Linked DNA regions of Homo sapiens: region 1 is linked to region 2. A link is an interaction called in ENCODE POLR2A ChIA-PET data of the cell type or tissue named here. Cell type or tissue: MCF 10A. All regions are shown on one strand. Links, peaks and the distances in the headings refer to the core of each region. The heading gives the core; the rest is flanking DNA. Region 1 has its middle 21 kb from the start of ARNT2-AS1. Region 2 has its middle 34 kb from the start of ABHD17C.

Evidence for each region. ChIA-PET counts read pairs that join two places held together with the same protein. Peaks named below come from ENCODE experiments on the same cell type or tissue, not always from the same donor. Only the 100,000 strongest peaks of a DNase experiment are listed, where the experiment ranks them.
Region 1: POLR2A ChIA-PET joins it to region 2 with 10 read pairs; 4 of 35 experiments call an interaction of 5 or more read pairs at or near these places.

Annotation. Positions count from the first base shown.
Region 1 is chr15:80,598,924-80,611,485 of GRCh38, forward strand. No RefSeq gene overlaps it. Among named protein-coding and RNA genes, the nearest start is that of ARNT2-AS1, 21 kb to the left of the region's middle. In MCF 10A, for the core only: no CTCF peak of the experiment used is centred there; DNase peaks (open chromatin) are centred at 6,008 and 9,948.
Region 2 is chr15:80,655,280-80,667,841 of GRCh38, forward strand. It overlaps the pseudogene RNU6-380P. Among named protein-coding and RNA genes, the nearest start is that of ABHD17C, 34 kb to the right of the region's middle. In MCF 10A, for the core only: a CTCF peak has its summit at 5,015; DNase peaks (open chromatin) are centred at 5,012 and 7,672.

The DNA of each region.
Region 1 (12,562 bases), core at 2,488-10,487, 57 kb before region 2:
TTATTAGTTGTTAAGTTTTAGGGGAGTCAAAATTTATACATGGACTTTCAACTGCATGAAGAGTAGGCGTCCCTAACCCCCATGATGTTCAAGGGTCAACTGTACTTACAAATTCTATTGTTCCTCTGCCAAAAGAGAACTTTTTGGATTCTAGCAAAATGGCAGACTAAAATTGTTTTAAAACTCTTCCATCAAACACCTAGCATTGCTAGTTTTTACAGCTTTATTGATCTATTATTGACATAAAGTAGACTGCACGTATTTAAAGTATACATAAAATTCTGTGACCCTGAGTTAAATATAGACTTCTTAGATACTACACCAAAAGCATGATCCATCAAAGAATAAATTGACAAATTAGACTACATAAATATTAAAGGCATTTGCTTTTCAAAAGACACTGCTAAGAGCATGAAAAGATAAGCCACTGATGGGAGAAAACATTCACAAGTCATGTATCTGACAAAGGACTAGTACCTAGAATATGTGAAGAACTCTTACAATGGAATAAAACAAATGACTCAGTACAAAACAGGCAAAAAATCTGAACAGGCACGTCACCACAGAAAATATACAGATGGCAAATAAGCATGTGGAAAAAACTGATTACCATCATTAGTCATCAAGGAAATGGAAAATAAAATATACAGTGACTCTAATATTTGGCTAAAATGTAAAAAGACTGATGATAGCAAGTGTTGCCCAGGATATGGAGCAACTAGAACCCTCATAAAGGCAAAATGGTACAGCCACTTTGAGTAACAGTTTCTTAGGAAGTTAATCATCCACTCATCTTATGACCTAGCTTTTTCATACCTAGCTATTTGCCCAGGAGAAATAAAAACATATTTCCAAACAAAGACTTGAATAGGAATATTCATTGCAGTTTCATATGTAATAGCCATGAGGGAAAAACAACCTAAATGTCCATCAGTAGGTGAGTGGATAAACAAATTGTGGTACCACCACACAGTGGAATACTACCCAGCAATAAAAAGGAACAAAGCACAGATACAATCAACAGCATAAACAGAGCTCGAAAACATTATGCAGAGCAAAAAATGCCAGGCACAAACATACACAATGATTGCACTTATATGAAACTCTAGATAAGACTTATCCAATCAGAAAGCAGATCGTTGGTTGCTGGCCGGAGGAGTAAGTGGGAGGAGGCACAAGGGAAGTTTGTGAGATGATGAAAAGGTTCTATATCTTTCTTGTGTGATGGTCACAAAGGTGTATACAAATCACAAAACTCATCAAACCCTTCATTTAAGATGGGTACATTAAATTCTGTTGTGCATAGGTTGTCTCTAAATAAAGTTGATGTAAAAATAATCACAGCAGTTTCTTGTGGAATTTGTCAAGTTGATTTCAAATTTCCTATGGAAGAAAAAATGATAGGCAGTAAATTTTGTTGAATAAGATCTAAAAAAGAAAAGAAAGAGGGAGAAAGAGGAAGAAAAGGAGAAAAAAGAGCCAGCCTTTATCCCACCGGACAGTGGGAAGCTTTATCATTAGAAGTGTGGGGTTGGGCCAGGCATGGTGGCTCACACCTCTAATCCCAGCACTTTGGGAAGCTGAGAGGTAAGGATCCCTTGAGCCCAGGAGTTCAAAACCAACATCATGGTGAGGCCCCATCCCTACAAAAAAGAGATGAATGGCTTGAGCCCAGGAGTTCGAGGCTACAGTGAGCTATGATCACACCACTGCACTCCTGACTGAGTGACAGAGTGAGACCCCCTTTCTCTAAAAAAAAAAAAAAAGTGTAAGGTTAGCATGGAGATGGAAAAGTAGATCACAGAACACAACAAAGAACCTAGAAATCCACAGACATTCAGAAAGAAGCTTGGAAGAGTCAGCATTACAAATCACAGGGACCAGCTAGACTTCCAATAGATGGTGCTCGAGGAAAGAATGTAGGAAAAGAAATCTTCATACTCTCATCTCACACCCTATAGAAAAAATAAACTCTACACAGATGAAAACATCGCAAGGCTAAAGGCAATATATGTAAAACATTTAGAAAAAATCTAGGAGAATATATTTTAAAAATCAAGTCTTGGAAGGATTTCTTAAACCCGGCACAAAGACAACAAACAATGAAGTAAAATATTGATAAAGTTTAACTCAATTTAAAAAATCAGCCTCAAAAAATGTAACAGTCCATTAACTGGTAGAAAATATTTGCAATTTGTATACCCAAAAATGTAGTATTCAGAATAAATGAAAGATTCCTAAAAGTCAATTTAAAAAAATAGAACTCAATAGAAAAATGGTCAAAGAATTTGAGTTGTGAGTTCATAGAAAATCAGATGGCATTAAATCTATTAGAAGACGCTGAACTTCATTGTAATTAAGGGAAAGGCAAAATTAAAACAAAATAAATGCTTATGTCGCTCAGATTTACTACGTCTGATAACATGATTGTTACTGAGGATATGGGGAGACAGGAATTCTATTTCCTAGCTAGTGGAAAATAGCATACTTGCTCTGAAAAAGATGACATTTATCAGTACCATTTTTCCAACAGCATATTGGAATGTCAAAGATGTACAAACCCATGACAGTGATTCTAATTCCAACTGTCTGTTCTACAAAACGTCTCACATATACACAAGAAGACAGATAAAAAGATATTTATTGCTCTGTGTGTAAGAGTGAAAAAGTGGAAGAAAATAATCTATCCTTTAGTAGAGAAATGAATAAATTGTGATTTAGGTACACAAAGGAATATATCGCAGCACTTAAATACCTTGTTGCAGATGCAAAAATTCTAAAAATATAACATTGAATTTAACTGCTGTGCATATTTTTATAACTCAACATATTAACATATTTTGTAAATAAATAGATAATTGGTCAAAGAAAGAAAAGAAAAATAACCTCATTGATGCTAAAAACAATTCTGGATAATGTTTATCCTTAGAAGAAAGACATAGAATGACTTGTATGATTCAATTCCTTAAAACAGATTAAGAAAGAGAAAAAAAAAGAGGTATTGACTAAAAAGGAACAGAAAAGTAGCTGAGGCAATTATGGCAAAATGTTAAACAGCTGTTTCATTTCGGTAATGAGCACGTAAAATTCTATAATACTTTTCTCAAAATGATGTATAATGGAAATATTTAATAATTAAACAGAACTCAGAAAGCAGACACTTAAATCTCACAACTAGTCAAAGAAATGCAAATTAAAGTAACAATGGCATGACATTTTTCACCCCAATGGACTGGCAAAAGTGGGAATGAATGTGAAAGGATTGTCTTAGTTATTTTTGGTAAAAATAGAAATTTTTGCAATTCATTTTGAGAGTGACGTGACAATATCTATTAAATAAAACTGTATCTTTGACTCAACTATCCCATCTCTAATAATCTGTCTTAGCGAAATAAGAATGTTGAATACAGATATATTTATAGAAATATTTATTGCCACCTTATTTTGTAGGGGTGGAAAACTGTAAATTAAGGCAAAGCTCACTGATAGAAGAATGGATGAATACATTGGAGAATACCTACTTCATGAACTATCAGATAGCATTATTTCAATATATTAATAAATAAAATAAATAATCAGAAAATTATAAATGAAATTAATCTATGTTGATAAAGCAAACATGACCAAAAGCACATTAGTTAGGTTCATGTGTGAGTACATGGTTGTATATATACATACATATGTACATGTAGAAAATGTATAAAGTATTCAGCCTGGGCAACATTGCAAGACCCTGTCTCTACAAAAAAAAAAAAAATTAATTAGCCAGGTGTGGTGGCACATACCTAGTAATCTTAGCTACTCAGGAGGTTGAGGTAGGAGGATCACTTGAGCCCTGGAGTTTGAGGCTGCAATAAGCCATAATCATGCCACAGCACTCTAGAGTCTAGGTGACAGAATGACACCTTGTCTCAGAAAAAAAAAATGTATAAAATACCATATTCACATTAATAAGCTGTATTTGGAGGGATTGTAGAAGCAGAGAAAGTAAGCAAAACTTAAAATAAATGTGTTACGTATAATAACATTGCATTTACGTGAAATTATTTACATATGCATTTATTCATTTATCTTGTGTATTTCTCCAAGAAAAAAAGGCATATGCCTTTATATGTATAACAGATGGATGAAAATCCCCTCATGATGGTCTCAACCTAATGGGATCTGAGGTGAAGTTCCCTTCCATCCTTGTAACTTTTAATATGACTTGTTCTACAAAGAATATATATTACTTATAAAATCATTAAAAGTAATCTAAAGCAAATTGCCTGCCAGAATAAGAAGAGAATAAATGATCACCCACAGTAACTTGAAATCTTGAACCACTATGGAATTTTGATGCCAAGGAGTGGGAAAGAGAAGGACACCTGTGTGCAATGGTAGAATGCACTCTAGCTGGACACACCTGTGGCAGATGGGAAGCTGAGTGGACTGCAGGGCACGATGAGGAGAAGAAGTACTGAATGAAGGCCAAAGGACCTGCCATGACCTAGGCTGGTGCTTTACCTGTAGTCCCTCTTTCAATCCTCAAAATAAACAGCTAACAAAAATATACCCTTTACATAGATGGAACAATATAATTATTTTTCTGATTTTTCTGATGATATACATTCATTGTTTTTAAAGTGAAGGGTATAGAAAAGTATGAAGAACAATAATACTGTATTCCAATTCGCTCTTTTTCTTTTTCTGACAGAGTCTCACTCTGCTGCCCAGGCTGGAGTGCAGTGGTGCGATCTCAGCTTACTGCAACCTCCTCCTCCCGGGTTCAAGCAATTCTCCTGCCTCAGCCTCCTGAGTAGCTGGGATTACAGGTGTTCACCACCACGCTCAGCTAATTTTTATATTTGTTTAGTAGAGATGTGGGTTCATCATGGTGGCCAGGCTGGTCTTGAACTCCTGACCTTAGGAGATCCACCCGCCTAGCCTCCCAAAGTGCTGGGATTGCAGGCATAAGCCACTGTGCCTGGCATCTTTTTTGTTTTGGAGCCATGGTCTCCCTCTGTTGCCCAGGCTAGATTGCAGTAGCACAATCACAGCTCACCGCAGCCTCGACCTCCTGGGCTCAGGTGATCCTCCTGCCTTGGCCTCCTAAAGTACTGTGATTACAAGTACGAGCCACCACACTTGGCCCCAATTCACTCTTATTGATGATTGGGACAAGTGAGTAAGGAGAGGTGAGAGGGGTCAAGAGCAGGGGTGAGGGAAGCACTGTGTCTGCTCAGAATTCAGGGAGTGGAACAAAGCCGCTGGAAGAACCAGCACTCATTCTCATGATACCACCTAGACTTTACTCCCCTCTCAGCCTCCACTCCCAGAGAGAACTTATTTTTCCACTGAGAAAAATAAGCTTATCCCCCCGTTACCATGTTGATGCCTGACAATCATGAGCTTCTTTCTCCTGTAAATCCTTTAAGCATGTTCTCTCAGTAAGCATTTGCGTGGCCCCCACCACCTGCTCCATGAACAGTGCTGGGGTTGAGGCTACACAGGGACGACCCAGGTCCCACTCATGAGGACTGCCTCATCCTGAGGGGAGAGGCAAGCAATATGATGTTCTGGAATGTACTAAGGATTTTGGTAGAGGTCACCTATTCTGCACCAACACAAAAGAGGGAAGGGGGAGTCCAGGAAGGGCTGAGTATCTCATGCGTTTGTGATTAGCATGACTTAAGCAAGAGGTCCCAGTTGGGGCCCATCAAAGATGGAGTCTACCCACTGGGCGCACAGCTTGTTGGCTCAGCTTTTGCAGAAATCACTTAACAGACCCCCAAATCCAAGCCCGAGACCCCTATAAGTCATGAAATAGCTATAGCCTCTCAGCAGGACACCAGATTAAAATGCCTGGAATGTAGCTTGCCTCTAGTTCTACAGCCACAACCTCCTAATTATAAATTACTAATTCTTTCCACACATTTTACCCAGAGTCAAACATATATGCCAAGAATAAAGAAATGTGGCCTGGGGCTGATGAGGCCAGAAAACATTTCATCACAGTGATTTATCAGAGTGTGAGCATTTCTCATTCACAAGGCTCATTGAGTGCAGGTGTGCCTACTCGTTTTTTTCGCAGAATCCCCACTCCTTTAAGTGGAAGCTATGTTTTCATTGCAGCCACAATGAGTTTACGTTGGGCCCATGGAATAGAGCCATGTCAGGGATGATGTTACATGGGGTTCCTGGAAACCCTCGTGATCCCTCATACCCCACCTACTCCTAGGAAAGGCATGGTTTTGAGAGCTCCCTGTGGAAGGGCACACAGGGCCAACTAGTTACCAACTCCATGAGGAACCAGGACCCCAGATGTTAAGAAGATGCCGGGGAGCTTGGAGTCATCCTAGGCTCACTATCAGCAGTCAGAATGAAGTGTTAATTCAAGAACAGCAGGCTCTCTTCCTAGTCGTCACATTGGGGTGGGAAAGAGTTTTGTCCAAGCCCGGGTGCTAGCACAAAGAGATGGGCTGGCTCCCCTGGAGACAGGACAGAAGAAGAGAGAAATGATTCAGGGTGCGATGCTGAGGACGTGTTCAGTGAAGGCTACTTCAGGTTTTTCCTTCATCGGTTTATGCCCTGTACAGTGCATGACACTCAATTAATGTTCAATAAATTCCAAAGAATTCGTCCTACTCTGGGTCGCACCATCATTCCTCAATTGTCTTTATCTATAATGAATTCACAGTGACTGGTTGCAGCTTTAGAAAAGTTTTCAGATAGGTCTCAGAACCCCCACTCTGTGCTGGCTATGAGCGTGCAAACTTGTATTTTCATTCCTGGTTTGCTTCAAGTCTATGGTAAGGAAGCAGAGAGCTGGAATGGAGACACAGTTGGCATCTCATTGTGACAAAAATTGGCAGGCTTCAAGGGGACAGGCTGGCAGGAGTAGTCAGAGAGAGGTGGCATCTCATCTAACCTGAATCCTTGGGTTCTAAAAGGATTCCTAATGAATGACAGATGGGAAGAATTGAAAAGCAATGAGTAAAGTACGGATTCCTGTCACCCGAGTGGACCCTGCATGATGCCTGGGGTCATCTGATGGGAACATGGCATGTCTCAGGCAGATGGCCTGTAGATAAAGAAAAAATGGAAGAGAGGCAGGTGATCAGGCTTCGTGGCCGGGGCCAAGATGGAAATGCAGGTTCTCACTGCGTCTTGTGCCCAAGGATTCTGTAGATGCCACAGATCCAGGATCCAAGGGACCTGGGCCTCCTTGGACATTAATGAGGAGGTTAGGGACACAGGGAAGGTTGAGAGAGCATAGCCTTGCTGAGCAGGCCACAGAGGTCCCCGGGACTCTACTCGTCTGCTGGAGAGACATATGGTGCTGCCAGCAGGCCATGGGACCCTCTGCCTATTTTCATCCACACCTGCCCTCTGCTTTCATGCTCAGGCACAAGGATCCATATCCCTTTTTTGAAAGACTGTCCTTAAGCTGTTGGATCCTACTTTGCCAAAGCATGCAGAGCCAGGGGTTCCTAGGATTTTACATCCCACAGAGAATAGCTTATTACCAATGACTCCTGGGTGCAGGGGCATCAATATGCCAGCTTCCTTGCTCCTAGATGGGGGCATCTCTAAGTTGTAACATATTTTCTCTACAGCATCCCAGTGGGATTGAGATACATTTACCCTCTGCAGAAACTTTATTTGCCTTGCTTAGTCTTCTTTCTTTTCAATCTCAATTCCTGGAGTGAGATGTCTCCCTGAGCCTTCCCTGGGGTTTGGTGACAGCTGAGCCTCCTTGTGTATTGCATGTTCTGTGCAATTTTGTGGGATGGAGGTGGTGGCAGATGGAATTTCCACATCCCTCCCAGTTTTTCCTGGGAATTCCTTAAATAAATCACTTTTACCCAATTTTTCTCAGATTCCACCTCGGAAGAACTCAGCCTCAGGCAGGACTATTGTAATAACCACTAAACTGCAGCTGCATAGATAGTAAGAACTTGTAAATGCTGCTATGTAAATTACTCTCTTACAAAAAAAAACAAAAAACATATGTGCTTTTAAAAGCTATAGATAGAGGCTGGGTGCAGTGGCTCATGCCTGTAATCCCAGCACTGTGGGAGGCCGAGGCGGGCAGATCACCTGAGGTCGGGCACTCCAGACCATCCTGGCCAACATAGCAAAACCCCTCCTTTACTAGAAATACAAAAATTAGTGGGATGTGGTGGCGCACACCTGTAATCCCAGCTACTCAGGAGTCTGAGGCAGGAGAATCACTTGAACCCAGGAGGTGGATGTTGCAGTAAGCCGAGATCATGCCACTGCATTCCAGCCTGGGTGACAAAGCAAGACTCCTTCTCAAACAAACAAACAAACAAAACAAAACAAAAACAAAAAACAATGTTATAGATACAAAGAAATTAAGTTTCACTTTTCAATCAAAATAATATTTTAGTAATGTTTCATACTATAGATGTGAACAGTACTTTGTCCTCAAAGATCAATTTTTTCAAGGACTAGAGAGAGCAACCCATCCCTATTTATTAATACTTAGACTTTCCCAGTTTTGGCAGTGAATGTAGCACATTCCAGGAAATGCTTCAGTCCCAGGAAAACTAGGACATTTGGTGACCCTACCCTGGATGCCAATATTTGTTGCCTGGGAAGGCACAGCCCTGGAGAGGAGGAAGCTGATAGGATTTTATAAGACCACAAAAGTCTGAAGGGGATTTCAGTGATAACGGAGACCACCTTCTCAGAGGAGGAAAGGAGATCCAGATGTTCTGAAGAATTTTATTTTGTTTCCCAGAAGCCTCAGCAAGAGAGAAAAGCTCCTCTCAGCCTGGACTTTCTGCAGAAGCACGGCCAGAAATCAGACTCACAAAGATCCTGTGAGAAGCTGAGGAGCCCTCTCTATCAAATTCCACTCACCAGGCCTGTGGTGAATGACCCTTCCACGCTGACCCAGAAAAGCCTGGCCAAGTCAAGTGCATGTACTCTGCTCAAGTCCACACCATAAACCGAAGGTGAATCCACCCTAGTGATTTACCCATTAAAAGGAATCCTGAGTCTTTGAGGCTGAACTTTCTGAAGAGAGCAACATTGCTTCTCCCCTGAGGAAAACCAACATAAGACTCCCAGCAGCCTCATCAGACCTATAAGAACCCTGAGAAGGAGGGAGTGGCTGAAACTCAAAGCTGGTTCCTTCAGCAGAGAAGGGGAAATCTGGGCAGAGACCCTGGAGCGCCACCCCAAGAGTGCAACCTCCAATGCTTAGCCTGCTGCTGGTGCCCCCAGTCAGGAGACCATTTCAGAAAAAGCCTGGTGTGATGGTTAATATCAAGTGTCAACTTGATCAGATTGAAGAAGGCAAAGTATTGTTCCTGGGTGTCTCTGTGAGGTTGTTGCCAAAGGAGATTAACATTTGAGTCAGTGGACTGGGAAAGGCAGACCCACCCTCAATCCCGGTGGGCACCATCAAATCAGCTGCCAGCACAGCCAGAATAAAAGCAGGCAGAAGAATGTGGAAGGACTAGACTGGTTTAGTCTTCTGGCCTCCATGTTTCTCCCGTGCTGGATGTTTCCTGCCCTTGAACATCGGGCTCCAAGTTCTTCAGCTTTTGGACTCTTGGACTTATACCAGTGGTTTGCCAGGGGCTCTCAGGCCTTTGGCCACAGACTGAAGGGTACCCTGTCGGCTTCCCTACTTTTGAGGTTTGGGGACTCAGTCTGGCTTCCTTGCTCCTCAGCTTGCAGGTGGCCTATGTGGGACCTCACCTTGTGATTGTGTGAGTCAATACTCCTTAATAAACTCCCTTTATATATACATCTAACCTATCAGTCCTGTCCCTCTAGAGAACCCTAATACACCTGCATCTTCATTTCCTCAGGCTGCCACAACAAATTGCTACAAAGTGTGTGACTTCATAGAACAAAAATTATCTCACAGTTCTGAAGATCAAAAGCTTGAAATCGAGATCTTGGCAAGGTTGGTTCCTTCTGAAGGCTCCATGCCTCTTCCTGGCACCTGGAGGCTGCCAGCAAGCCTGAGCATGCCTTGGTCTGCAGCTCAATGTAATTGAGATGTTAATTACATTTGCAAAAGCTCTCTTTCTAAATAAGGTCACATTCACACATACCAGGGGTTAGAACTTGGACATATTTGGGTGGAGGGCAGACATCATTCAACCAACTTCACAGACAAGGGGTGAGGGAGGGTTCCAGCTGCCAAGTCTTCCACAGAGATGGACAGGAATCCAGGTGCTCTGTCTCAGAAGTGAGGAGGCCCAAACCAAATATCCAGGAGTGCAAGAAGCAGTTACATGCATCCTTGCTAAAGAAGTGGGAGCCAAGGAAAAGTACGTGCCAATTCCCGATTAAGCTTTTGGATGAGCAGAGATGACAGTTGCATGAGCTAGAACAATACATGGACGGGAAGCAAAATCAGCCGACCTGGGAGAGACAACAAACAGCTGGTCATCCCCAATGCCAGAGAGGGAATGGCTTAAGGAAAACTTGGCCCATGATATTTAAACCTCCAAAGGACAATAATGAAGTGGGAGGTTCAGGGCTATTCTCTAGGAACCTCCTTTCAGGCACTCTCATCTGCCACCACCCCCACCCCACCACTGCACAGGTTTAGAAGATTCAAGACTCATGGAAGGCTCGGGACAGGTGTCCTCAACCCTCCTCATTGCAGGCTCAGGGGGACGCCTCGCCCTAGATGGGGGAAGCAATCAGGACCTCAAGTGGAGAGGGAGGCTTTCAGGATGCTGAGGGCCAGCTGCACTGATCTCTGTGATTAGAATATGATTCACTGCGAAATGGGAGGTGGGAGGGAAGATAGTTTCCAAAAAGGCTGCCCCCAGGTCTGTTGTTTGTGGAAGCAAAAGGAAAAGAGACAAAGCAAAGGCAGGAATTATGACTTAATTAAGGAAATGGGGCAATGAAGAAATCTGGCAGGATATAAGCAGTAGTCATAAATCACTAAAACCAACACTGCCACTCTTGTTCAGCAATCCTCAGGCAGAGAAAAGAACAAGGCCTATGTGAAAGAAACAAAGAAAGATCCAATGTTCTCAAAAATATGAATCCACACAGCTTAAGGCTAATAGGTTCAGTGATGAAGATTAGGGAGGTTGTTCCATTTTTTTTTTTTTTTTTGCTTTAGTTTTGCATTAAAATATATTGCATTCTTACTTCTGCCTGGAATCTATTTGTTAAGAGGACAAGATTGTGATCTAGAAATGCCCTAGAATAGACAAACTTCCTGGGTGAAAAATTGATTAATGCATGTTTTTTTTTGTTTTGTTTTGCTTTGTTTTTTTGTGACAGGGTCTCATTCTGTTGCCCAGGCTGGAGTGCAGTGGCATAATCTCGGCTCACTGCAACCTCCACCTCCCAAGTTCAAGAGATTCTCCTGCCTCAGTCTCCAAAGTAGCTGGGATTACAGGCGGGTGACACCACACCCCAGCTAATTTTTATATTTTTGGTAGAGATGGGGTTTCACCATGTTGGCCAGACTGGTCTCGAACTCCTGGCCTCAAGTGATCTGCCCACCTTGGCCTTCCAAAGTGGTGGGATTACAGGCATGAGCCACTGCACCCGGCTGATTAATGCGTGTTTGTAGATTGATTGAAGGTGAGGAAATCAATCAAAAGGCAATGCTGGATTTGCCAGTTGAAGGTTCTACTGCATGCACCTCCCCGGCCTGTATGTACTGGTGATGTCTCACAAAAAAACACAAGAACAAGAGGGTCCTTAATTTCCAAATTCAACTTAATTTGTAAGTCTTAATTTCCAAATGCAACTTTGATTTTGTTGGATTTTTTTTTTTTTTTTTAAACAGACTCTCACTCTGTCACCCAGGCTGGAGTGCAGTGGCACGATCTTAGCTCACTGCAGCCTCTGCCTCCCGGGTTCAAGCGATTCTCCTGCCTCAGCCTCCCAAGTAGCTGGGATTACAGGCACCTGCCACCACATCTGGCTAAATTTTGTATTTTTAATACAGATAGGGCTTTGCCATATTGGGCAGGCTGGTCTTGAACTCCTGACCTCAGGTGATCTGCCTGTCTTGGCCTCCCAAAGTGCTGGGATTATAGGCATGAGCCACCATACTCGGCAGGAAGAGCATTTTGTAATTTATAAATAAACTGCATTTACACTGTACTGAAGCCTTAGTTTTTTAAAGAAACCATTTTCTTTTGAAATAATTATAGTTTTACAGGAGGTTGCAAGGAAATGTACAGAGAAGTTCTGTTCATCCTTCTCTCTCCTTCACCTCCTTTTTAACACCTTACACAGCCAAGAAATTTACTTTGGTGCAATCAAAGAAATCAAAGAAGCCAAGAAATTGCACTCTAGCCTGGGCAACAGAGCGAGACTCTATCAAAAATAAATAAATAAACAAATAAATAAATAAAAAGCACTCTTCCAACTTCCTCTTTCTTTCCTTTGTATCCTCTGGCCAAGGTGATATGAACTCACTTTCAACACTCAAGAAAGCCAAAAGGAAACCATAATTGTTTTCACAGACATGTATCATGGGAGTAGCATCAACAATGTCAAATGACAAGATGACATGGCTGAAAAGTAATTTCCAGCCTGAAAATGTCCAGTGGCT
Region 2 (12,562 bases), core at 3,097-11,096:
GGCGGCAGTCCATCTTTGGCTTGAACCAACATATTGAGCTGACTGATTCATGATCCAGTTTTGGATTTTTCCCTCCTCTATCAGAGGTTGTGGGGAACCTTCCCCAGGAGGTCATGGTGTGAGCAATTGCCTTGGTGCAACAGAAGTAAATAACGTAGTTAAAGCCATTATAGTAATTTTTGATTTTTAAGATTATGCAGATGAATTTTGATCTTTTCCAGTAGAAATATGAACAGAAGGAATAAACAGGATATTTAATTAAAAAATACAAATGGCAAAAATCATAAGAAAAAAGTTTAAATAAAGGCAGAATAAAACAACTAGTTACCATTTTTTAAACCTATAAGCATAGAATAGAAATTAAGCATGGAATAATTTAAATAACCAGCAATTCAAACAAGACAAATGTCCCCAAATGGATAGATTGCTTAAATAAATTATGATGAATTAAAGAGCTGTATGGATATATATATACACACACATATATATAATATATGGATATATATACATATATATAATATGTGTGTGTATATATATATACACATATATATAATATGTGTGTGTGTATATATATATATATATATATATATACATATATCTATACAGGTTCTTGCTCTGGCACTCAGGCTGGAGTACAGTGGCACAATCACAGCCCACTGCAGCTTTGAACTCCTGGGCTCAAGTGATCCGCTCACCTCAGTTTCCCAAGTAGCTGGGACTGCAGGTGCACACCACCACACCTGGCTAATTTTTTTATTTTTATTTTTTGTAGAGATGAAATCTCACTATGTTGCCCAGGCTGGCTCTGAACTCCTGGCCTCAAGCAATCCTCCTGCCTCAGCCTCCTAAAGTGCTAGGATTACAAGTGTGAGCCACCGCGCTTGGCCTAGTAGATGTCCTGTTTATAGAACTTACTTGTGCCCTCCAGACCCATCCAGGCCAGATTGCAAATGAACTATTTTCATTGTGCACTGCTGTTGTGCCCGTCCTACCTAATGACTTGGAGGGTGTGCCAGTGTCCAAACCCTGATGCATGGTCTCAAATGGGACCCTGTAGCACACAGGATCTGCTTCTCAAATGGTGACGAATTCTCTGCTGCAAATGGCATGGCCTTGCTCCAGAACCCTGGGGCGCTGTGCTGGACCCCCCTACCTCACAAAGTGTCCTTACCTACTATGAAATCCTCTGGTACAGTGGATTAATTACAGCAGTGATATGGTTTGGCTGGGTCCCCACCCAAATCTCATCTTGAATTGTAGCTCCCATAATTCCCATGTGTTGTAGGAGGGACCCAGTGGGAGATCATTGAATCATGGGGGCAGTTTCCCTCATACTGCTCTTATGGTAGTGAATAAGTCTCATGAGATCTGATGGTTTTATAAGGGGAAACCCCTTTCACTTGGCTCTCATTCTCTTCTCTTGTCTGCCACCATGTGAGACATGCCTTTCACCTTCTGCCATGATTGTGAGGCCTCCCCAGCCATGTGGAACTGTGAGTCCATTAAACCTCTTTCTTTTGTAAAATTGCCCTAGTCTTGGGTATGTCTTTATCAGCAGCATGAAAATGCACTAATACAAGCAATCACATGCTGCAAGTGGCAAGGCTGGTTGTATCACATCCCGAATCTAGATCAGAATTCTCTACTGCTCTGGGCTCTGGCCAAGAAGTCCCAGCCATTGGAATTCAGTCTCTCTTGTGGGACTGTGATAAGGCTCGGGAGGCACATGGGCAAGAAAATGAGAGGTGGAGACATTAGTTCCTGATTGCTCTTTTTTTGCTGTTCCCCCCCGCCTCAAAACTAGTATTTTTTTTTTCCATACAACATCTGTTTTCAGTGATGGCCCATCTCTTTTCTCCTTTGTAAATAGAGTGTACCTTTCCTTTGAGCTCTACCTCCAGGTATGTAATATTATGTGTATCCCACCCTGATCCTAAGAATGTTTCCGTTTAATGACTGACAGCACATTGAAATAGCTCATTCATCTAGGATATTCTTTTCAACATTTATTTGTATTGGATTTAGGAGGAACTTAGAATTCCTGTGTTAGCAGTTGGGAATGTAAAGTTAATTTTTTTGCCATCTGCCATTTCTTTAAAAAGTCTAGGCCAGCACTGTTGAATAGAAACACAAGGTGAGCCACATATATAAGTTTACATTTGCTAATAGCCACATTGCAAAAACAAACAAACAAACAAACAAACAAACAAACAGGTGGAAGCCAGGCAGCCAGGTGTTCAGGCATGTGTCTGTAGTCCCAGCTACTCAGAAGGCTAGGGTAGGGTATCGCTTAAGCCCAGGAAATTGAGGCTGCAGTGAGCCAATATCACACCACTGCACTCCAGCCTGGGTGACAGAGCAAGGCCCTGTCTCTTAAACAAACAAACAAACAAACAAAAACTTACAGAAGGAGCAGGATTGAAAAAAACTAAGTAAATAAATAGGGAGAGGGAAAGAGGTGAAGTCAATTTTAATTTTTTTTTTTTTTTTTGGGGAAGGAGTCTTACTCTGTCACCCAGGCTGGAGTGCAGTGGTGCAATCTTGGCTCACTGCAACCTCCACCTCCCAAGTTCAAGGGATTACCCAGCCTCAGCCTCCCTTGTAGCTGGGACTACAGGTGCGTGCCACCGTGTCCTACTAATTTTTGTATTTTTAGTAAAGATGGGGCTTTACCATGTTGGCCAGGCTGGTCTCAAACTCCTGACCTCAGGCGATCTACCCGCCTTGGCCTCCCAAAGTGCTGCGATTACAGGTGTGAGCCACCGTGCCTGGCCAATTTTAATATATTTAATCCAAGATATCTAAAATGTTTTCTTTTTTCCCCTTTATTTTTAAATTTTTTTAGAGACAGGAGTCTTGCTCTGCCTCCCAGGCTGGCGTGCTGTGGGGCAGTCATTGCTCACTGTAGCCTTGAATTCCTGGACTCAAGAGAACCTCCCATCTTAGCCTCCTGAGTAGCTGGGACTACAGACATGAGCCACCACGCCTGGCTTAAATATTTTCCACATTTTATCCTAGCCACCTTTCAAGAGCTTAATAGTTGAATGTGGCTAGCGGCTATCATATTGGAGAGTTCTGATCCAGACTCATTCCCAGTAATTCTTCATATCCACGCAGAACTTTAGAGGCTACAAAAATCCCCCTACACCTTCTCTAGTTTGTTTCTTGAAAATGTGATCAATGGATTTATGACCTCCCTGTTGGAGATCAGAAACTGAAGATCAGAGATATGAACTGATTTTCCCAAGATAACCCAGCCAGTCTGAAAGTAGCAGAGGTGGAACCCAGATCTGGCCATTCAGAGTCTAATTCTGTAATGAACAGAGCAGTAATTCCCAAACTTGTCTGTATATTCAAATCACTTGGAGATCTTTAAAATTTCCAAAGTCTAGCCACACCCTAGATGAATTAAATCACAAGATCTGGGGTGGGACACAGGCGTCATTAGTTTCTGAAGCTCCGTGATGGCGTCACTGGGCAGCCACTTTTGGGAATCACTGGTATACATTCTTGTTCCTCAAAGTGTGGCCCATGGACTCATAGTATCAGCATCACTGGGGAGCTCGCCTTGTCAGAAAGCCATCTTCTCAAACCCACCCCAGACCTACTGAATCAGAACCTACCTTTTAACAGGATCTTCCAGATGATTCCAGTGCATGATAAAGCTTGAGAACTCTAAAGCATAGCATACTCCTTTTAGGTGAAATAAAATATAGTCCAGTACATTTTCATTATGGAGTTTATTGAAAAAGGCAGTAACCATGGTTTCATATTGGTAGCCATTATGTTTTCATTAAATTAATATTATATAATTAGGGTGCTGCTTTCTTGGTTTTATTATGACTGTATTTCTGAATGATTATTATACACTCCCTTTCTATTGCACAGAATTGATGTAAGAAGACTAGGGAAATTGCCCTGAATCTCTTTCCATGCATTTCTCTCAACCTTTAAATGCACCTTTATTTAACAACAAAAGTTCAACTTTTTCCCCCTCATTCAATCAGCAGACTTTTACCAAGAACTTATACTGTATATGATGTTGAGAGGTGAGATGAGAAATAAAAAAAAAAACCACTTCAAGTCTTTTTGTATGTTTTCAAGAGGCTTACAGTTTGTAGCAAAAAGCTAGCACATGCACCCAAATGGCTGTAAAATAAGAGAACACAGGGCACACCATGAGGGTGTGTAGATAAGGTGCCCTGTGATTCAGGAATAGGAGAGGCCACTTCCTGCTACTAGGATTAGGGAAATTGCCATGAAGGAGGTGACCTTTGTGTTAAAGGATTTGGACATTCAGAGGGGAGGGAAGCTGTTTTTACAAGAGAGAACGACCTCCCAGGATGGCTTCAATCATTAGGTGAATACTGATATGTATTAGTCAGAATGCCTGGTAGTAAGGGACTGATATCCTACTCAACCTAGTTAAAGCTGGAAGGAAGATTTTGGGCTCAGAGAATCTACAGATGTGAACAATCAAACTGTGGAGAGGACTCTGGAACATTGGGAACCACAGACTCAAAAGCTTCCAGAACTCTTTCTTCCTATTTTTTTCTTTATGTCAGTTTCATCTTTTCTTCCTTTAGACTGGCTTTTTCAACATGAGAGAAGCATGGCTGCAAACCACTCCTGTCTATTTACATCCTACACCTTCCAATACCAGAGAGTGAAATCCCAGATTTTTGGTAACTGCTTCAAAATAATATGACGACGGAGGAAAAAGATGGATGTATGGCTGAACCAAGATAGGTCAATGAATCATTGTTGAAGCTGGGTATTACACAGATGGGAGTCTGTTATGCTATTCTGTTTGTTTGTTTTTTTAAGACCCAGGACAACACACTGAACATTATGCTATTCTGTAGACTTTTGTACATGCTGGATGTTTAAATTTTAAAAACATCCCCATGAAGCAATCATACTTAGCTTCTCTTGAGTCAGACACCTGCCTCTGGATCAGGCAACAGTGGCCAGGGAATGTGGTGATGGAGGAACTTGGCAGTTCCAAAGAGAGCCTCATGGTGGGGACTGTGAGGTAGGATAGAGGAGCTGTTCCTGGAATAAAGGAGGCTCTATTTCCAGAGGAAAGGAGGGAAGGCATCCAGGGCAGAGATGATTGATTTACAGTGACTCCACCTTGTTATTATCAGCCTCCATTTCTCTCTCCTGGGCTCTAGGCCCATATTTCTGAGAATCATCAGATTGTCCCAACTGGATGTCCCTGGGCACCTCTAAATTGACACATTTAAAATCAGACTCTTCATCATCTCGTGTTCCTGCAATGTTTTCATCTTCCACTCAGTACTCTAACCAGAAATTTCTGAGTCATGTTCAACTGATCCTGCTTCCTCACCATTCCCATATTTCAGTTTTGTCATATCTACTTCTGAAATAATTATTGACTCCATCCCTTCCTCCCTATTTCCAGCTTCGCTACACCAGGTCAGAAGTCTCCTAACCTCAAGGGCTCTGAAGTCCGCACCACCTCATACAAGACATCACAACTTTCTACAACACCTATTTAATCTTTTCATCCCTGGGCTTCAAGTCTTCAAGAATTTCTTGTGGTCTCATAACAAACATAAGGCATCATGAGCTTAAGCTCTTATAAGGTTGTTAAAAATCGGGTCTTAGATTACTTTTAAAGCTTTAAAGCTTCTCACCTCCCAATATCGTATACAGTATAAGTGCTCAGTAAAAGTCTGCTGATTGAATCAGGGGAAATGAAAGTTTAACTTTTGTTGGAAAGCAAAGGTGCAGTGTCATTTAAAGCCATTTATATTCATTAGGCTACACACAACATGCACATCTAATTCTCCTGTACTTTTGCTTATGGCTCTTCCTTCTACTAATTTATTAGTTATAATTAACAAGTAATTGTGTATTTTTGTGGAGTACAATGTAATGCTTTGATCTCCAATGTATGCATTGTAGAGATTAATCTAGCTCATTAACATATCAATCACTTTACCAACTTATCACTTTTTTGTGGTGAGAATATTAAACATCTATACTTTTAGCAGTTTTGAAATATACATTATTATTTCTTTTTTAATATTTTTTTTATTTTATTTGACTTTTTTTTTTTTGTTTTTTGACATGAGGTCTCACTCTGAGACCCAGACTGGAGTGCAGTGGTACGATCTCAGCTCACTGCAGCCTTGGTCTCCCAGGCTCAAGTGATCCTCTCACCTCAGCCTCCCAAGTAGCTGGGACCAAAGTCATGTGCCACCATGCCTGGCTAATTTGTGGTATATTTGGCAGAGGTGGAGTTTCACCATGCTGTCCAGGCTGGTCTTGAACTCCTGAGCTCAAGCAATCCACCCACATTGGCCTCTCAAAGTGCTGGGATTACAGGTATGAGCTACCGTGCCTGGTCCTGAAATATATGTTGTTATTAACTATAGTCACCATGCAATTCAGTAGATCACTATGTTATTTCTTATCTGTAGTCTAAATGAAAGTTTGTACCCTTTGACTAACAACTCCCCTTTCTCTATCCCTCCTTCTCTGTGAAGCCTCTGGTACCCACCCTTCTTTCTACTCTCCATTTGCATGTGATTGAACTTTTTTAGATTCCACATATAAGTGAGATGATACATTATTTGTTTTTCTGTGCCAGGCTCATTTCACTTAACATGATGTCCTCTGATTCCATTTGTGTTGTCTCAAATGACAGACATTCCTTGTTTTTTAAAGGTTGTATATAGTATTCCATTGCGTGTGTATATACCACATTTTCTTTATTCATTCATCCACTGCTAAACAGTTAGGTTGCTTCCTATCTTGGCTGTTGTGAATAATGCTGAAATAAACAGAGGTGTGCAGATGTCTTAGATGTTCCAATTCCAATTCCTTTGGATATATACCCAGAAACAGAGTTGCTGAGTCATATGGTAATTCTATTTTTGGTTTTTTGAGGAACCTCCACATTATTTTCCAAAATGACTGTACTTGCTCCTTCTTGATTATGGACACATTGGCTCAATTCTACAAGATTGGGCTTAAAACTCACCTCCTTCATGAAAAGCCTCTGACTTCTTCAGTAGTCACTTCCTCTTTTGTGCTCTTAGACGACCTTTTAGTATGGCACTTCTAATGCCATGCAGTAATTATCCTTTTTTTTTTTTTTTTTTGCCTTCTTATCCTCCTCCCTGGCAAAAGCCCAATTTTAATCATCATGATGTATCTCTTGTACATAATGCAACAAAAAAACATTTAAAAAATAAATTTGAAAGCTACAACACAGAATAATGGGCCCTCTTGGTTACAAGGGATCCCAGCATTCTAGTTCAGCCACCTGTGACAGATTAGACTTTGACATAATCAGCTCCAGTGAAGGGAACTCTCTCCTGAGGGAGCCCATTCTATTTTTGGAGAACTTTTGTAAGGTCCCTCCTTGTACTGACCCTTGAATCCTTCTCTCTGCAATTCTTGCCAATTAGTCCAAGTTCTAGTTCTTGGAACCTCCTGAATGACTATTGGACTTCAGAAATCAGCTCTCCTGTTCTTCAAACTAAACATCAAACATTCTTTCAAGAACTGCTCACAAGGCACAGGTTGAATTTCTAAGCTTCTGCACATGCTTCAGCTTGTCTCAATCTCTCTGTATATGTGGCTCCAGAATTGTGTATGATAACAGGTGTGGTCTGATTGGGAACAGGACATCAACAAGGAAGTCTCATGAGTAAGAAGACTCGTGAGCAATATTGAAGGCACGGCTGATGTTGTGCAATGAGATACCAATTTCCACAGCCAAGCACAGCAGCCCATGATGAAGAACAAAGGAGACAGGTGTTTGTGTTTTTATTTATTTTGAGATAGGGTGTTGCTCTGTCACCCAGGCTGAAGTGCAGTGGTATAATCACGGCTCACTTCAGTGTCAACCTCCTAGGCTCAGGTGATCCTCCTCCCATCTCAGCCTTCCAAGTAGCTGGGACCACAGGTGTACGCCACCATGGCCAGCTAATTTTTTTCATTAATATGTTTTATAGAGACATGGGTTTTACATGTTGTTCACACTGGTCTCGAACTCCTGGGCTCAAGCGATCCTCCCACTTCCTCATTCCTAAGTGCTGGGAGGGATTACAGGAGTGAGCCACTGCACCTGGCCTGCTTGTGTTTATTCAGGGCTACAGATTGGCAAGGTAAGAATAGTGAAGGATCACAGAAAAGGAACCTCTCTGGAATTCCATTTCATCCATTTATATCATGTTCTTCACACTGTCATCTTGAGAGCAGTCCCCTCATTCTTCAAAGACTTCGTCATCTAAAGTGAATTTGTTCAGACTTTCCTCTGTAAGTTTTCAGAAGTTATTGATTTTTAAAAAATCTATCCCTTCTTCTTATTTGATGTGGCAAAGAGAAAGACACTTTTCACATTATTTTCCTAACAATATGTTGCTTAAAATTTGATAAACTAGTAATTCTTTTGAAATTACACGAGGAAACAAAATAAACCTTATCTCATTAGATTTAAAAAGAATAAAATAGTGCTCACTTCAGCAGCACATATACAAAAATTGGAATGATACAGAGAAGATTAGCATGGACCCTGCATGAGTATGATACACAAATTTGTGAAAAATAAAAATAAAAACATAAAATGGAGTGTCCAAGTCACCCATGATTGGTGTTGTTCTGTAAACATGGGAGAATCAGACTCCAGGGCAGGGTGCCATGAAAGAAGGAATGGGCTTCATGGATCTCTATTCTTCACTGTAAGATTATGGGGGGTGGGGGGTGGGAGCTGGGGATCAGGGAGATGTGTGGAACTCTCCCTTCCTGGAGTGCCCATTTCAAAATTAAAGCAGGAGCAATTTGTTAGACATAAAGAAGAAATTTCTGACGATCGGGGTCTCCAAATATTGGAACACTTCAACAACACGAAACATCAACATTCTGTGAAACAGCAAACTGACACATGACTAGGGAAGGAATGTCCCTCAAGAGGGTCAAGATTAATATTCGTGTCCTGGAGATAGGGCGTCCAGATCAGAAGGGCTTTAGATTGAAATTAGAGGAGGAGACAAACACCTAGATAGACTTGTGAAACCAGTTGCTATGGAAGACAGGTGTGACTTCTACAGGAAGAGCCTTATTTTGTAAATGATATGTGCAACCTCCACTGCCTACATAATAACGTGTATTTCACTGGTAATAATGTGGACGTGAGATATAATATAGTATAGTACAAACAGTCTTAGGAGGATAAGGTTACTTCGTCTGATAGGAATTCAAGAGAGGAATATGGGAATTAAAATACTTCTATAAGTCAGGCAAGGTGGCTCATGCCTGTAATCCCAGCACTTTGGGAGGCTGAGGCAGGCATGGTGGTGGGCACCTGTAGCCCCACCTACTCAGGGGGCTGAGATGGGAGTATCACTTGAGCCTGGGAAGTTGAGGCTGCAGTGAACCAAGATTGCACCACTGTACTCCAGTCTGGGTGACAGAGTGAGACCCTGTGGCAAAAACAAAAACAAAACAAAACCTTACAAATACATCTTTAAGCCAGGAGAGGTGGCTCATGCCTGTAATCCCAGTGCTTTGGGAGGCCATGGTGGGAGGATATCATGAAGAGGCCAGGAGTTCAAGACTAGCCTGGGCAACATAACAAGACCCCATCTCTCTCTCACACACACACACACACACACACACACACACACACACAGCAGGGCATAGTGACGAGCTCCTGTAGTCGCAGCTACTTGAGAGGCTGAGGGAGGAAGATCGCTCGAGCCCAGAAGTCTGAGGCTGCAGTGAGCTACGATCACGCCACTGCACTTTAGCCTGGGCAACAAAGCAAGATGCTGTTTTATTTTATTTTATTTTTACAAAATAAAAGTACATTTTTTATAATGACCAGTTAGAAGGGAAACTGCAATGCACCAAAGACTCACAGACCATGGCCATATGTCAAGGGCCAGATGCTGCATTGGGCCCTAGGAATGTGATGATAATCAAGGCAACTATCCTTCCTGTCCTTGTGGAGTCTAATGGGGGGTAAGGGAAGAGAGTATGGCCTGTTTAAGGGACTGAGAGAAGGTTCTGATGAGGTGGGAAATGGCTAGAGATAAAGTTAGAGAGACAAGAAAGGATGCAGGGGCCACATAATGGAATTTAGACCTTATCTTAATGTCAAGGGCATGTCATTAAAGGATCTGAAGCAGGAACGGGACATGAACACATTTTATGGGGAACAAGAATTGAGGCAGAGCCTAGAAGCTAAGACAGCAATCTATGCACGAAAGAATTGTGGCTTGAGGCTGGGCAGGCGGCTCTCGCCTGTAATCCCAGCACTCTGGGAGGGTGAGGCAGGCAGATTGCTTGAGTCCAGGAGTTCAAGACCAGCCTGGACAACATGAAAACCCCATCTCTACTAAAAATACAAAAAATTAGCCAGCCGTGGTGGTGCTTCCTTGTAGTCCCAGCTACTCAGGAGGCTGGGGTGGGAGTATCACCTGAGCCCAGGATGTTCAAGCTTCAGTGAGCCACGATCACACCACTGCTCTCCAGCCTGGGCAACAGAGTGAAACCCTATCTCAAAAAAATAAATAAATAAATAAAAATAAAAAAGAATTGTAGCTTGGATTAAGGTAGGGATGGATTCAATTATAGTCAGGATTAAAATTAGCAAGACCCAGACCAACTGGAAATAGAGGGTGAAAAAAAAGAAGGAATCAAAGATAACACCAACATATCTAGCTCTGGCTTTCTGGGGAGTGCCATTCGCTGAGCTGGGAGCATGGGAGGAGGGCTCCGGTAGATGAGGTGGGGGTTTGAGCTGAGCTCCATTTCAGCCATAATAAGTAGAAGGGGCCTGCAGCTCATTGGAGTGGAGATGCCTAGGAGGCAGGTGGAATTACAGACTGAAGACGTGGGAAAAGAGGTGGGTAGGTATTCAAGATTTAGAAGTTGAGATTATCCAGGGAGAGGCCCAAGAATGAAATCATTCATCTAGACATAAATGTGTGAAAGGCCGGGTGTGGTGGCTCACACCTGTAATCCCAGCACTTTGAGAGGGCGAGGCAAGCCGATTGCTTGAGCCCAAGAGTTTGAGACCAGCCTGGGCAACAGAGCAAGGCCCTGTCTCTACAAAAATACAAAAAATTAGCTGGGTGTGGTGTGTGTGCCTGTAGTCCCAGCTACTCAGGAGGCTGAGGTGGGGGGATCACTTGAGTCCGAGAGGTTGAGACTGCAGTGAGCCAAGATTGCACCACTATGCTCCAGCCTGGATGATGGAGTGAGACCCTGTCTCAAAAAGCAAACAAAACAAAACAAACAAATAAAAAACCACACCAAATCTGTGAAAAGGTACAGAAGGAAACTGCAGAGTACACACATATTTTTACATCAATCCCTTCTGTACTCATTCCACAGCAACATTTTAAAAATAAATTTGTAATCTGGAAGTTTTAAATAAATAAATCTGTAATCCCTGGGCGCGGTGGCTCAAGCCTGTAATCCCAGCACTTTGGAAGGCCGAGGCGGGCGGATCACAAGGTCAGGAGATCGAGATCATCCTGGCTAACGCTTAAAAATACAAAAAAATTAGTCGAGCATGGTGGCTCGCGCCTGTAGTCCCAGCTGCTGGGGAGGCTGAGGCAGGAGAATGGCGTGAACCCGGGAGGCGGAGCTTGCAGTGAGCCTAGATCGCACCACTGCACTCCAGCCTGGGCGACAGATGGAGACTCTGTCTCAAAAAAATAATAATAATAAAATAATAAATCTGTGATCTGGAGGTTTAATCTGTCAAATTAAAAACATAATAGTCTTATTATGGGGTATTATTTAGGAATGTGGCTAACATCAAGATATGAAAGAAGAATGGAGACATCTACTTTTTTTTAATTTTAATTATTTTTTTAAAGGCAGGACACCACTATGTCACCCAGGCTGGTCCCAAACTCCTGGGCTCAAGCAATCCTCTTGCCTCTCTGCCTTACAAAGTGCTGAGATTACAGGCGTGAGCCACCGCATCTGGCCTTTGTTAACATTTCAAGAAAAGGTAATGTCCCTGTAATCCCAGCAATTTGGGAGTCCGAGGCAGGTGGATCGCCTGAGGTCAGGAGTTCAAGACCAGCCTGACCAACTGGTGAAACCCCATCTCTGCTAAAAATACAAAAAAAAAAAAAAAAAAAAAAAAAAATTAGGTGTGGTGGCAGGTGCCTGTAATCCCAGCTATGTGGGAGGCTGAGGATTCCCAGAGGAGAATCGCTTGAACCTGGGAGGCAGAGGTTGCAGTGAATGGAGATCACGCCATTGCACTCCAGTCTGGGCAACAAGAGAGAAACTCCGTCTTGAAAAAAAAAAAAGAAAAGAAAAGAAAAAGAAAAAGAAAAAAGAAAAGGTAATGTCAGTATTGTAAACACTGGAGTCCTGGTTATTGACTTAGGAATTGTTGACCTTGAGAGTGTAATCCTCATCCCTGATTTTTCATATTTTTTTCTCATCTATTCAGGTCAGAGAAAAACTTTTCTAGTTATTTCACACTCAGATGGATTTGCCAAGAGCCTGAGGTACAATGGAGGACCCATTCTCTTTTAGAACTGCCAGCTGGTGA